2 separate regions of the Homo sapiens genome follow, and region 2 is linked to region 1. Evidence: chromatin contacts called from ENCODE Hi-C data. All regions are on one chromosome and are shown on one strand. The core of a region is the stretch at or near the end of the contact, and the rest is flanking DNA. Distances in the headings are between cores, read along the strand shown. Region 1 holds the start of AGAP1 (ArfGAP with GTPase domain, ankyrin repeat and PH domain 1). Region 2 overlaps AGAP1 (ArfGAP with GTPase domain, ankyrin repeat and PH domain 1).

What was found. A loop is a pair of places that touch in the nucleus more often than their neighbours do. Pooled maps may share reads with other maps.
Region 2: a pooled map shows a loop between it and region 1 (2.3-fold over the local background). The contact joins the enhancer-like site here to the promoter of AGAP1 in region 1. A Hi-C loop is called at or near these places in 1 of 50 pooled maps.

The regions. Positions count from the first base shown.
Region 1 is chr2:235,492,315-235,495,352 of GRCh38, forward strand. It overlaps AGAP1 (ArfGAP with GTPase domain, ankyrin repeat and PH domain 1), which reads left to right and starts at 1,729. Exons shown (of 18, transcript NM_001037131.3): 1 at 1,729-2,535. The coding sequence starts at 2,373. RefSeq lists an enhancer at 2,983-3,038.
Region 2 is chr2:235,613,929-235,616,638 of GRCh38, forward strand. All of the region lies in intron 1 of AGAP1 (ArfGAP with GTPase domain, ankyrin repeat and PH domain 1), which reads left to right. Among named protein-coding and RNA genes, the nearest start is that of TNRC17, 97 kb to the left of the region's middle. Within about 2 kb of position 1,448, at least 15 of the 41 ENCODE cell types and tissues checked have a DNase peak (open chromatin) inside an H3K27ac peak, as active enhancers do.

The sequences.
Region 1 (3,038 bases), core at 479-2,978:
GTGGAGCTGACACCATTTGGGATATGAGAGAATGATAAGCAAAAAGGACAGCACTGAATTTTTCGCCTAAGCAAATGGTGGCCTGGAGTTGCCGATGACTGGGATGGAGAAGATTTTTAGGAGATGTAGCCGGAAGGGATGGCAGGAGTTCAGCTGGCGACATGCTGGACTTAAACACCAGCTAGGCTTCAGGAAATGTTGAGGATGCAGGTGGATGTGAATTTGTTATTCAGGGGTGAGGTCACAGCTGGAGATACATATGAGCTTCATTAACCTGTGTATGATATTCAAAGCCATAAGACAGGGGCGATCACAGCAAATAGCAAAGAAAAGAGGCCTAACCATAAGCCCTGGGGCCCTCCATATTTAGAGGTTAGGGGAGTAGAAGAAAACCACAAAAGGGACAGTGAAGCCAGAAACACAGCAGGAAGCCCTGGTGAGCACTGGGAGAAGGGGTTTCCAGGAGCGCAAGTGATCAGCTGCTGCTGATAGGTCAGGTTTGGTGAGGCCACATGCCTGCCTCTTGGTTACTAGAGTTACTTATGCGTGGACAGCCCGAGGCATGGAGTGATGACCTGTGCCTAAGTGTCAAGGAGAAGACAAGCAGGTCCGGAATGGTAAAAATGTCAGCACATCTTTGGGAAGTTGTGGAGCCCAGCCAGTAAGCCAACACGGCTGGATACCAGGGTGCTTAGGCCATAGCAAACTGCATGTGAGCCGGTGAAGGCTCAGCAGGCTTTAAACGGGGATGCCGGCCCGGCTGGCTGAGTTTCAGAAAGACCACGCCGATGGCTGGGGGCAGGGACTCAGCCAGTGTCCTCAATCCAGGACCTTGTGGGACCGCCCGGCAGCCAGTGCTTCCGCAAATCTGAAGGGTCCCATTTGCCTCAAAGCGGCGAGACGAGCCTTCCAAGCGCTGCTGCAGTGCGGTCCCAGCTCCGCGGGGGGTCCCCGGGGATGACCTAAATCGGGGATTGCGGTGGGACAGACGGTCCAGGGGCTAAGGAACCCCGTGGAGCAGGCAGCGGCGCTCAGGAGGCAGCAGCTTGAGATCCACGGCTCGATTTTTAAAAATTGTAAGGGAGAAGGATGCCTCGAAAGCCTCTGTGGTATTTTGTCGCATCTCGCACCCCTGTCTAAACTTCAGTCCACTCGTGGAGTGTGGACCCCCACGCCGCATGGGCTCAGGAGGCGCTTCGCCTTTGGAAAGAAATCGCATGTATTAAGGGAAAGCACGTGTGCTACTTTGAGAAAGGAGGCAGAAAGTTACCAAACGCGGGAAGGGGAGGCTCGCCAACCAAGCGAGGCCGTGGGACACTGGCGAGTCGCAGAGGCTCCTGGAGCCAGCCGCTTGGAAACAAACAACAACGCGGCGGGCGAACTCCCGGGCAGCCTCCCCCGTGCCGGGGCGCGGGGGCCGCCGCGAGAACCCGGGCAGGAGCTGGCAGGCGCGGGGCCTGGCCGGCGGGAGGGTCCCGCACCCCGGCCCAGTGTGAACACCCCGCGCACCCCCCTGGCCCGGCCCGCCGGGGGCGCGGACTACAAGTCCCAGGAAGCCCAGAGGCAGGCGCGGGGCGGGGCCTGGCGCAATTCCCCGGGATCCGGCGCGCTGGGAAGCGCCGAGGAGGACGCAGCGCCGGCGGCCGGAGGGCGGCAAGCGCGCGGGCAGGCGGGGCGCGGGCGCGGGCGCGGGCGAGGGCGAAGGCGGGGGCGGGGCCGACGTGGGCCGGAGCCCTGCGTGCCAGGGAGGGGGCCGGCCGGGCAGGCGGCGGGCGGCGCTCGGAGCGGGCTCCGCGGCTTGCAAGGCGCCTGCGACTCGGTCCCAGGTCGGCGGGCGGCGCACGGCGGGCTCGCGCGGGGGCCCCGGCGCGCCGGGCGGCGCAGTACGCAGCGCGCGGACCCACGCCACGGCCAGGAGCCCAGAGCAGCGCGGCCACACTGCCCAGGGGTCGGCCCTCGGCCCCGGCGCTCGGAGCGCGGCGGCTGCCTGGGCTTTAATGGCTGCTCCGCGGAGCAGCGCCTAGGGCTGGAAGGCGGCTGCGGCTCAGGAAGTCACCCGAGCAAGCCTCCTTCGGGGCCGGCCGCACCCGCCGCGGCGCGCTCCATGGGGGCGCGCTCCCCCCGGGCGGCCCGCTGACCCGGGACGCCGGGGCCCGCTCGCTCGCCGGCCGCGCGTCCCGGCCATGAACTGAGCCCGCGGGCCAGCCCCGCGCCTGCTCCGCCCGCGCCTTTCTTCTCGCGCCTCCTCCGCCCGCCGCCGGCGGGCCCGGCTCCCCGGGGGCTGCGGCGCCCCGGGCTCGGCGGCCCGCGGGCCCCGGGGCGCGGGGCGGCGGCGGCGGGGGGCGCGCGGCTCCGGGCGCGGCGCCTGCACCATGAACTACCAGCAGCAGCTGGCCAACTCGGCTGCCATCCGGGCCGAGATCCAGCGCTTCGAGTCGGTCCACCCCAACATCTACTCCATCTACGAGCTGCTGGAGCGCGTGGAGGAGCCGGTGCTGCAGAACCAGATCCGGGAGCACGTCATCGCCATCGAAGGTGAGGGCCGGGCCGCCTTGGGGCCTCGGGAAGGCACGGACGCCCGCGGCGCGGCGGGGGTGTGCGCTGTGTGCGTGCGGGTGTCCACACACGCCGGCCGGGGCACGCGGCTGCTCCGCCGAGGGAGCACTGCGGCGCTGCTTGTCTTGCAAGGCCGGGCGAGCGTCGCCTGCGCCCCGCCGCGCCGCGAGCTCCGCCAGGAAGATAGATCGTCAGCGTTAATTTGATCGTGGACAATAGAGTCTCTCCTGCGGGAAAGTGGCTCGGTGCCTCCGCGTCCTGGGCTGCCGGAGCGTCCCGGCCCAGCAGACGCCTGGGGGCAGCCGGCGGGGTCGGCGCCACCCGACCCCTGACAGGTTACCAGGCCAGGCCTGGGCGTCTTGCTGGACGTTGAAGACGTGTTCTGAGAAGTGCTGCCGCTGGGGGCGAGGCCCGGGCCGGCGTGTTTGGGCGGTGCAGGGCTGCCCTCCTTAGTGTGTTTGCTTAATTCAGGGGTGCAGTTG
Region 2 (2,710 bases), core at 198-2,697, 120 kb after region 1:
CCTGGCTAGTGGTAGTCTGCAAGAACCCTTTGTTAATGGGAATATTGTGCATGAGTCAGAATTCAGAATCTTTGGTATGGTTTTTTTTTTTTCCCCCTTTTGTGTGTTTTGGCCAAATACTCAAAAGCACTAAGTTTTCTTGCGTGGTATCTGTTCATATATTGATTCACCAAATATTGATTGTACATCTGCGAATGTGCTAGATACCCTACTGGTGCTGGTGAGCAGAAACAGGCAAGGTCTTTGGCCTCAGGGGGTCCTTGGAGTCTAGAAGGGATGGTGACATTGGCCAGAGTCACCCCATAATCATACAGTTAGCAGTGTGGCCAGCGTCACTTAAAGCGGGGAGGTGGCTGGTGCTGGAGCGTGTATAACAAAAGTGGGATCCGGAAAGGGCTGCTGGCGAGTGGGAGTTTTCTAGGGAGCCGCTGCTCTTGCTTCAGGTCTCAGATGGCATAGGAGTGTGTGTCATCCCAGAGGAGCAGCAGCAAACGGCCTGTGATGGGCTGGATGTATTTGGGGAGGGAAGAAGGCAGTTGTAGCTCAAGGGAGAGAAAAGGCAAGGAGAAACATGGCGAGGGGTGGGGGCTTTGCTCTTTAGCCCGTGAGCAGTGGAAAGTCATTGAATGCTGTCTGGTGTAAAATCTGTTAGCAGTTTCACTTCCATCTGGAGCACCCAGGCCTGCAGGAGTGTGGGTTGGCTCTCTACCCCCGTTGCAGATTGGCTTGTGGTTTGGGGTGTGCCAGGCTCAGGGGCAGGGCCCTTTTTCCACACGCTTAGGGAAGATACGAGACTGGCTAACTCAGTATTCACCGTGAATTCTTTTGTGGGAAATAGAACACAGCGTTGGGTACCAAGAGGGTGCTGTCTTTTCCTGTTTTCTTGGCCTCCTAGGGAATCAGTTTGATTCTGTGGCTATTAAATTAATGGTTTAGCTGAGATGTTTTCTCTACTCAGGGCCCAATGCCGTATGTGATATTTTACAACAAATTTGGTTCACTGGGGCCGACTTGAAAATAGTCAAAGTCCAAGTAAACTTCTGCCTGTGTGTGGTGCGCTCAAATAAAGGAGGCTGTTCAAGGTGAGTGGTTTTCCTGGCGGTGTGGTTTTTTAAAATTTCTAATAAAATGCAAATGATTACAGCCCCTTCCATGAAGAGTGCAAGTACGCCTGACTCCTCCGCGCAGGGAATGAGCAGCCTCTGCTCCTTCATTTGATTGCTATGACAACCCACAGAGGTGGGTGTTGTCACTTCCACTGCCAGCCAGCTTGCACGGTCCAGGGACGTCCCCACCCTCGGTTGGGTTGTCCAGGGTCACATGGTTGGGAGTCAGAACCAGACTTCAAAGGGCATGTGACTACAGCATCCATCCTCCCTGCTCTGCCTCGCACTGCCTTCTAATGGGTCCCACTGAGGAGCTTGCCAGTATTGTTACAATTGGAGTGATCTCATATGACCAAAAGTTGGAATGATCCCATTCTTTACTCACAGCCTGAGCTATTTTTTTTCAAAGCATTATCTCTCTACTGTTTGTAGGCAGAGAATTTATTAAATCTTGCCTAAATTTATCCGTAAGCATGGATCAAATGCACATTTGGCATGATTCTCATCTCTGAGCCATTGCAACCTATTTTTTAATGCCAAGAGAAAGTATTTTAAGGAAGTGGGGTCAGCTTTCCTCTGCTCCCCTGACTTCACAGGATAGCTATGCATTTTGCCTCTTGGGGAGCTGGGTTATTGTGAAACTAGGTCAAATTATTGTTTTTTCTCTTTATGCTCATAGCCATTCCAAAGACAGAATCCTTTCCTCAAAAAATGAATTTTTGAGTGTTCCTATATTCTTGGGGATGAACTTCAAGGGCAGAAAATAAATGAAAGGGGATTACTTTGACAGCATCTGAACAACAGAACACCTTCTGAACAGCACAAACACTTGTAGCAAAATTAAAAGACCAACAAAAATATGTATTACATATAGAGCATTGTCTTCTATATGTAAAGAGTTCTTATAAAACAATAAGAAAAATATTTCCTAACTAAAGGAAATGGACACAAAATTCATAAAAGAAGAAACAAAGGAGCAATTAAGATATAAATATATTTGGCTTTGTTGATTAAAGAGTAACAATTAAAATGACAGGTGACTTCTGGGCCGGATGCAGTGGCTCAAGCCTGTAATCCTAGCACTTTGGGAGGTAGAGGCAGGCATATCACAAGGTGAAGAGATCAAGACCATCCTGGCCAACATGGTGAAACCCTATCTCTACTAAAAATACAGAAATTAGCTGGGTGTGGTGACGTGCACCTGTAGTCCCAGCTACTGGGGAGGCTGAGGCAGGAGAATCACTTGAACCCAGGAGGCGGAGGTTGCAGTGAGCCAAGAGTGCGCCACTCTACTCCAGCCTGGTGACAGAGTGAGACTCCATCTCAAAAAAAAAAAAAAGGTGACCTCTTTCTTTTCATCTGGTTAAGTTCAGTGTTAAAAACAAAGGCCCAGTGTTGGTGAAGGTGATGGAAAATAGTTCCCCTTTTACATTTTAGTGGGAAAAATGTAAATTGAGATAGCCATCTGGAGAGAAATTTGTCAAACAGTAATAAAAACCCTAACAATGTATTTGACCTCTGACCTGGCAATTTCATTTCTGCCTATCTTCTTTTAACCCTAGATTGATTAAACTCGTTAAATAAAACACATTTGTGGGTATAGA